Linked DNA regions of Homo sapiens: regions 2 and 3 are each linked to region 1. The links are chromatin contacts, found by Hi-C or POLR2A ChIA-PET in ENCODE. All regions are on one chromosome and are shown on one strand. The core of a region is the stretch at or near the end of the contact, and the rest is flanking DNA. Distances in the headings are between cores, read along the strand shown.

What was found. A loop is a pair of places that touch in the nucleus more often than their neighbours do. ChIA-PET counts read pairs that join two places held with the same protein, here RNA polymerase II (POLR2A). Pooled maps may share reads with other maps.
Region 2: a pooled map shows a loop between it and region 1 (2.6-fold over the local background). The contact joins two enhancer-like sites. A Hi-C loop is called at or near these places in 1 of 168 maps with a recorded cell type or tissue (posterior vena cava) and 2 of 50 pooled maps. POLR2A ChIA-PET finds 5 or more read pairs at or near these places in 4 of 52 experiments (GM12878, WTC11, activated naive CD4-positive, alpha-beta T cell and 1 more).
Region 3: a map of naive thymus-derived CD4-positive, alpha-beta T cell shows a loop between it and region 1 (26-fold over the local background). The contact joins two enhancer-like sites. A Hi-C loop is called at or near these places in 5 of 168 maps with a recorded cell type or tissue (CD4-positive, alpha-beta T cell, CD8-positive, alpha-beta T cell and naive thymus-derived CD4-positive, alpha-beta T cell), 2 of 37 single-sample maps with no recorded cell type and 10 of 50 pooled maps.

What each region holds. Positions count from the first base shown.
Region 1 is chr10:79,194,163-79,196,862 of GRCh38, reverse strand. The region is part of intron 4 of ZMIZ1 (zinc finger MIZ-type containing 1); the gene reads right to left. Among named protein-coding and RNA genes, the nearest start is that of ZMIZ1, 130 kb to the right of the region's middle. RefSeq lists an enhancer at 969-1,058. Within about 2 kb of position 1,307, at least 23 of the 41 ENCODE cell types and tissues checked have a DNase peak (open chromatin) inside an H3K27ac peak, as active enhancers do.
Region 2 is chr10:78,633,314-78,636,013 of GRCh38, reverse strand. All of the region lies in intron 4 of LOC105378379 (a long non-coding RNA gene), which reads left to right. Among named protein-coding and RNA genes, the nearest start is that of LINC00595, 370 kb to the right of the region's middle. Within about 2 kb of position 1,438, at least 4 of the 41 ENCODE cell types and tissues checked have a DNase peak (open chromatin) inside an H3K27ac peak, as active enhancers do.
Region 3 is chr10:78,258,266-78,260,965 of GRCh38, reverse strand. No RefSeq gene overlaps it. Among named protein-coding and RNA genes, the nearest start is that of LINC00595, 7.7 kb to the left of the region's middle. Within about 2 kb of position 1,390, at least 2 of the 41 ENCODE cell types and tissues checked have a DNase peak (open chromatin) inside an H3K27ac peak, as active enhancers do.

The DNA.
Region 1 (2,700 bases), core at 58-2,557:
GAACAGGATGCTGCAGAGGGGCAAGTCAGTGACCCATAAGGGTCTACCTCTCAAGAGGAACTTTCTCCTGACATTGTGTCCGGGGGCAGAGCCCGGTGGGCCTTGATAAATGCTTGTTGCCTGGAAGCCCCAAGCAGGCACAGGAGCTTAGATCCACCCAGCTGGCGACCACAGGGCTCAGAGGCAGTTCTTTTCTGTTTAGTCATAGCGGGGGCCCAGGTCCTGCTTTAAGAAGTTAACAGCAAACTGGGAGATGGGACTGTCCACCTTCGGGCTGGCCCCACGTGGGGTCACGGGCAGTCTTGTCTGGAGGCCGGCGGCTGGACTGAACTGGCTTCTGGACAGAAAGATTCCTGGAATATTAAGGGCCGAAGGTGCTTTCAGGTCCCCTATCTACCCGCTCTGCCTCAACTGGTTTTACTCTGAGGAGCCTGGGGCCCATCAGTGTTTTGTTCAAGGCCAAGGGGCACTGGGCTGGGTCCAGGTCCCAGGGGGGCTTTGCTCCCAGGCAGGGCTGCAGCTCACAGGAACCGAGGGGTGAGTGTCTGGGCTTGCAACACCTGTGAGACCCAAGGGTGGGTAGATGGATGGCAGGAGGGACATCGCAGACCACAGGGACAGCGCTGTGTCCTGTGTTTCTTAATAAAAGAACAAATGGCTAGCGGATTATGGAGGCACCTACAGGTGAGGTGACATTTTTAAACTGTTGAGGTCAATGATGGAGAACTGCGGTTACTAACCCCAGGAATGGAGGAGATGGAGGCTCCAGTCTCTGGAGTAAAAGGGTCAAAGGCCTAGAGAGCAAAGGGTCTCAGGCATAAAGAGAGGAAGGGTGCGCTGAGGGAGGCATGCAAGAGACAGCTTGTTGAGGGGCAGGCTGGGATCTTCCATTTGTTCTACACCTGCTATGTTCAGGCACCAGGCCAGGCCCTATGCAGTGCTAATTTTCTTCATCCTTAAAAGGCTCAGAGAGGTGAAGCAAATTGCCCAAGGTGACACAGCCGGAAAGCTGCTGGGCTGAGATTCAAACCCTCTACCTTTCCAGCTGTTAATGTGCTGTTCTTTGCACTCCCCATGACTGGCAGTCAGAGCTTCCTGGTAGTCCCCACCTCCGGCTGTGACTGGGCCCCAGGAGATGACCTTCTTGTTCCACCCAACCTGCCCAAATCCAGTCACTTACATCACTGGGCTCCCTGCACACCGGCCACCTTTGGGAGGTGACACGCACCTGGTGGCCAGCAGAGGTCGCCCTTCGCCACAAGAGCGCCACTCAGCTGGGCCGCTGCCTCCGCCTCCGGGCTCCTGGACTCCTTTAAGCCTTTACAAGTCGCTACAAATCCTCCGTGGCTGCAGCTCTATAGCCGGAGAGGCCGGGCTCCCGCCCAACAGATCACTGTCGGCCTGGCCCCAGGTGCACCCGTGGCCTCAGCCCTTCCTACTGCCCCTGAATGGGGGGTGAGACCAAGCAGGCTACCCCCATCCCGGCTCAGGACCCCCGCCATGTCTCCTGGTCAGAGCAGCCAGGAGCCATGCAAAGCTAATCAGCATGGGGGATCAGGACCCTGCTTTGCTGAGTGAATAGGGCAGAGAGCTGGACCTCCATTTCGCTGTCTGCAAAGCACAGGATCGGGCTGGCCAGCCTTTGGCAGCCTGTCAAATACCAGCCTCTTAGGATTCCCTGTGAGGAGCTCCGGCTGTTCAGAAAACACCATCCCCACAAGAGGAGAATGCCTGCTTTTGAAGCTGCAAAGCCTGTCCCAAGGCAGGTCCATGGGGAGGCTGAAGGCCCGGCAGCCCCGGGAGCTGTTCTTCCAGGGCAGCCCAAGGCCAAGACGCTGCCCCTTTCACAGCTCTGTGCTTCTTCTTGCACCTTACGCTTGGCTGGGCTTAGTTGGGCAAATGGAAGTTTTTGGATGGTAACATGGGGTCAGCTCGGTCTTCCCAACTCCCGTGGGACGTCTTTCGGGACCAAGCTTCCATTTACACTTCTCACCACCCAGCAGAGCGAGGGTGTCTATGCTTAGCGGCGCCTGGTGCAGAAGACTAGTTCAAGAAAAGTTAGCGGCTATTATGTATAGAGGGCTGCTTGGAGGATAGAACGTTGAGAGCTGAAAAGGCCTGGGAACACCTGCCTCATGCCCTCATGCAGCAGGGTGGGAAGCGGAGGTGGGGAGAGGAAGAGGACACGGAGGGCATCGTGAGCAGAGCTGGGCTGGAGCCCCTCTGACAGGTCCAAATAGAGCCCTGGATATCTCTGGGCTGCCAAGTCAGCAAGGAGAGAAGCATCTCAACGGTCTCAACGGCTGGGGGAGGCAAACAGCCCTCAGGGGGCTCCTCACTGGACACAGGGATGAGGTGCTTCTAGCTGCCCCACAGAAATGTGGAGCTCCACAGGCAGCTAGCTCCCAAGGGTGGCAGCCAACCGAACAGTCAGCTGTCCCAACACAAGTGTTTTATTTCCCACCTTTGAGGCCTCACTAGTTCATCAGTCCACATAATGCACACGCACCCAGAGAGAGGCGTCTGCACAGCACACGTGTGCATAGGCACATACACATGTGACCCCTTGCATACTTCACAGCAGGTATGTGCACATGCTGGATGCCAACACAGATGCACTTGAGCACACACATCTCATGACAGCTTGCACAGGCAAGTGGGGGTCCCCGGGGAGCTGTGTGAGCAGTGGTGTGCAGAAAT
Region 2 (2,700 bases), core at 189-2,688, 560 kb after region 1:
CCCAGGAGCAGATTCTCTGCTATCTTACAGTAATCACGAAAGCAAGAAAAATGTGGTTTCCTTGGACTTCTCAGAAGGTACCTGGGAAGCAGGCTGTGTGCATTGCTCACTTCAAGTCCCTTGCAGCTTCCCATGGAAGCCCTTGTAATATGATTACCACTCTGTTTCCCTGAGACCTACAGCTGTGATGGGTTGTGTGAGCACCCACAGTCCTCTCAAAGGCTCAGGAGAGCAGCACAGCCCTGTCCTGGAGACACTCAGTCCCAGCTCCAGATCTGCAGCTCCTTGTGTGGTCTTGGGAGGTAAGAGCCAGGAGGATGGACATGGGCTCTGGGGTCTGTTATGGCTGCTCCAAAATGTTCAGTTTCTGTGGAAAAGAAGTTCAGATAGTAGAAGTCTTAGAATTAGGGGCTGAGGCAAGCCTAGAGTCTTTGAGTTATGAGTGACAGAAAAGCTAAGCCAAACTGATTTAATAAAACCAAAAACATTTTGGTTCATATAGCTAAAAATAACAAGGATAGGATTTGGCTGCAGGTTTGGCTGGATCCAGGGTTCAGACACCACCACTTAATAGTAACACATCCAACACTCCCTTCATATCTTGACTGTTTTCCCAAGTAGTGGCTCTGCTCTCAGGTAAAATTCCTCCATATGGTGGCTGCTGGCAGGTCCAGAACTCCTTATCTTCTAAAACAAAGACCAGGAGGGAGAGACCTTTATATTTCTCCCTTTTTGTGTAGTAAAAGTTCCAGGGTGGTATTTTGTTGGATTGTGTAGGTCCTCTGTCCATCCTAAACCAATCACTGTGACCAGGAATGAGACTCAATCCCTAAGCCAGGGTTGACCCATTTCATTGCTAAACACGTGGACAGAGAATGGGAAAAGGGTTATGAAAAAACAAGGGCATGGCTGCTGGAAAGATAACAACTGCAGATATCCATGCCACGAGACAAGGTCTGTGTTTCTTAGCTGACAGCTGACCCAGCCAGGAGACATTCCTGAGGCTAGGAAAAGCAACAAACAAAAAACACCCAGTCACTCATTATCTGGTGCAAAAACACCAGCCAACATGTATCTGGGTGTTTCCTATGTGTTCAGCACAGTCCTAGGTAACTTTTAGAATTAAAAAAAGAAAAGTGGCAAATTGCAACACCCCAGTCTTTAGGGACATGCAATGTAGCTGAGGAGAGAAAAATGAATACCAAACAGTGAATGAAATTGACTGATTGAGGTCGAAAGTGTTTGGGTCACACCAGTGCTCTGGAAAATGTGGAACTGAGAAATAGAGGGGATTATTGTACCTGAACAGTGAAGACAAGAGCCCCAGTGGAGAGACTGGGTTTGAATGGACACAAGGAGAAAGGTAGAGTTCCGGGCATGGGGCTGGAGGCTGGGAGGTGTCAGGATGACTCACTCAGGGGAATCTGGATGCAAAGGGAGCAGGCTAAGCAGATGGGGAAAAGGCAGGGCAGCCAGCATAGGGCCAGAGTCTGAAGAACCCAGACAGACTCCAAGTAAATTAGATTTACTCTGGCAGCAGCAGGGAGCCATGAATGGCTTCAGAGCAGGTGCAGGACACAGCTCTCACCACCAGCTCTGCAAGTTGGCCTGGCACAGCTCAACTTGTGTCCCCAAGGACTCAAGAGTGCCCACATTAAAAGTGTGCATGTTAAAATATCAGATAAAAGGGATAAATACAACGTATATTGCATGATCCCAATTTGGTGGAAAAACATACATGAAGGCGTGACGCTGCCAACCAGTGCACAGTGAGTACTTGTATTTACTGAACACTCCTGGCGCTCACTGCAGAGCACCCTCAGTTAATTAGTTCTCGCCCTATGACTGAGTATTATCTTCCCTATTCACAGCTCCAGGACTAAGTTTTATATGGTACAGGTGAATGGCAGAGGTGGGGTGTGACTCCAGGTGTGTCCAAATCCACGGTAGCCCCTGTGCTGAAATGTTAACCATGATTACGACTCTATGGGTGGATTACAAGAGGTTTCCATTTTCCATTTAAAACTTTTCAGCCAGGCGCGGTGGCTCACGCCTGTAATCCCAGCTCTTTGGGAGGCCGAGGCAGGCAGATCATGCGGTCAGGAGTTCCAGGCCAGCCTGGCCAACGTGGTGAAACCCCGTCTCTACTAAAAATAGAAAAAATTATCCGGGCATGGTGGTGCGCACCTGTAATCCCAGCTACTTGAGAGGCTGAGGCAGGCGAATCGCTTGAACCTAGGAGGCAGAGGTTGCGGTGAGCAGAGATCACACCATTGCAACTCCAGCCTGGGTGACAGAGCAAGACTTAGTCTCAAAAAAAAAAAAAAAAACTTTTCAATAGCTTGAAAATCATCTACTGTGAATATATGTCACTTTTGCCAGTATAAAACAAATATATGTTTAAAAAAAATTCCTCTAGCCTCCGTGCTGTGGGACCTTAGGCTTCCAGAGAAATTACCTATCACAACTAGCATTTAATTCCCCCAGCACTTTCTTTGTAACAAAGCTAGCTCACAAAATGGTAGAAAGAGGCTTTACTCTCAGACTTGCAGTCACTAAGATTGTCACAGCATGTATGCCATTTTTTGCCATTTCCTTTCATTGTAAAATTAATTTTAATTGCATAAATAAAATCAAGATAACTGCTCCTTACAAAATATTATAGATAAGACTAAAGTATTATTTGACCACTGCTCCTCC
Region 3 (2,700 bases), core at 141-2,640, 940 kb after region 1:
TTACTTTAGGACAAAGAGCTAGCAACTGGCAGGACCAAGATGATTCAAGGTTTCATGAGAACCAGGTGGGCGTGCATGTCATTGCCCTGAAAGGAAGAAAGGACCCAATGGGCTTGTCTGAGGACTGGAGGACATTAAGGCAGCAATGAACAGGGGAATATGTGAGTCTGAAGCTGAAAGGTAAAAGAGGTAGCTTTGGGAGACTCTGTGTCTAGAGAAAGGAAGCTGCTGAGGAGGAGGAGGAGGTGCTCCATATTACACATGTAGAGTAAGAAGAGAAGAGACCAAGGTCAGAGCTCTGGGAAGCACCAGCATGTTGGAGGTGGGCAGAGCAGGACGGGGAAAGAGAGGGTCAGCTGTATGCCTGCAGTTCATTCTCTACCTGTAGGAGAGACACCCCAGGCAAGACAGAAAGATGACCCCATCAAATCCCCTCATAATCCTTCCAGGGACAGAGCCTCTGGCAAACACTCTAATGATGTTGGCCAGCAGAAGCTCTCTTATCTATGGAATGCTTTTAGCGAGACGTGCCCTATCTGCCTAAAACCGCTCGCGGTAAACAAACCTGGAACCTATGGATTTATGTCAGATGGCTCCCTGGAAAATGTTGTGCAAGCTATGAAACTAGCAGAGAAAAAAGTGAAGATGTTTCAGGACCCAAATAGCTACGCTTTCAAGAAGGATGGCTCGCGTGTAGCACGTAGAGACCCCTAGTGATAAGTCTGGGCCAGGGCACAGCCTAATGTGGCAAAAAAGTCCTGGGAGCTGTATTGTGGTTCAGACTTCACACTTTACCCGGGCCTCACAATTATTTGTATCCTTGCAGTTATTAGTAAGGCTTAGTACTGGTTGAGATCTCTGATTCTTATGAATCCAACTGGACAAGCTGACCCTTTTTATTTTAGCTCAATAACAGAAACTTGGTAAACTGTGCTACAATCATTTGAATTTTCTGCCTAGCTCTGGTGCTGAGCCAGGCTAGTGGAGTAGCTATTTGATTATCCTGGAGGATAAATACCTAGAGACAGAAGAGGAGCCAGGCTAAGATGTGGATTTTGTCCAAACAGAAGCAATAGGACACCACTCAAGGCCTGAATGGAGAAGAGTGACAAGGTCAGACTGAAACTGTTCCTAAGTCACCATGTGAAAAATAGTGGGAGAAGGCACACTTAGAGGCAGATAACCCAGGGAGAGGCCCATCCAGTAGAAAATCTGGGGGGCCCTGGACAGGGCAGGAACAGTGGAAGTGAAAAGCAACTGGGAACTTAAGACCTACATAGGGGTTAGAATGTACAGGACTTGAAGATTGGTTGGGTCTTTGGCGGGGGCAGTGGAAAAGGAGGAGTCGACGTTTCTCCCTTGCATAACTGGTTGGGCAATGGTGCCAGTCACAGGGAAGAGGAACATGGGACAGCAAGCATGGAGATGATGAGAAGTTCTGCTTTGAATGTTTCCACTGTCTGGCACATCCTCAAGAAGGTATCTTGTAGGTAGTTGGATATGTGGTTCTGAAGCTCAGGAGCAATGACTGGGCTGGAGATAGAAAGTGGACTTGTCTTGGTTCATTCATGCTGCAACAATAAAGTACTTGGGACTGGGTAATTTATAAGGACAGAGATGTATTCCTCACATCTCTGGAGGCTGGGAAGTCCAATATCATAGCGTCAGATCTGGTGTCTGGTAAGAGCTGATCAACTCTGCTTGCAAGAGGGTGGCTTGCTGCTTCATCCTCACATAGCAGAAGGACAAAAGGCAAAAGGGGCCCAGATGCTTCCCTCAAGTCCTTTTAAAAGGACACTAATCCCATTCATGAGGGTGGAGCTCTCATGACTTACCACCTTCTAAAGGCCCCACCTCTTAACCCTATCACATTGGGTCTTAAGTTTCAACACACAAATTTTAGGGGAACACAGACATTCAAACCTTAACATTCTACCCCTGACCCCTCAAAATTCATGTTCTTCTCACATGCAAAATACATCCATTCCATCCCAATAGCCCCAAAATTCTTAACTCGTTCCAGCATCAACTCAAAAGTCTAAAGTCCTAAGTCTCATCTAAATATCATCTAAATCAGATATGGGTGAGACTCAAAGGTGTGATTCATCCTGAGGCAAACTGCCCTCTACCTGTGAGCCTGTGAAACTGAACAAGTTACGTGCTTCCAAAATACAATGGTGGGACAGGCATAGGATAGATGTTCCCATTCCAAAAGGGAGCAACTGGAAAAAAGAAAGGAGTAACAGATCCCAAGTAAGTCCAAAACCCAGCAAGGCAAACAGTGTTACATCTTGAAGCTTGAGAAGAATATTTTTTGACTCCATGTCCTGCCTTCTGGACACAACGAGTCAGGGGTTGGGCCTCTGAGGTTCGCTACCAAGGTTGACAGCCTGTGCCCTCTGAAGTGGCAGCCCAAGCTGTACCAGGGCCCTCTTGAGCCACACTTGAGCCTCAGCTGGGGTGGCTAAAGAGCACTGCACCAGAAGTATGAAGCAAAAATTGGAGGTGGCTCTGGGCAGCAAGCCCAAGGTCCCACAGGCACACTGAGCCCCTCCCTTGAAACAGTTCTACCACCCTCAAGGCCCTGGCACTCTGGGCCTGTGATGGATGTGGCAGCCCTGAAGATCTCCAAAATACCTTTAGGGCCGTTCTTCCAGTGTCCTGATGGAAAGCATCTGGCTTCTTTCTGTCCCTACTAAT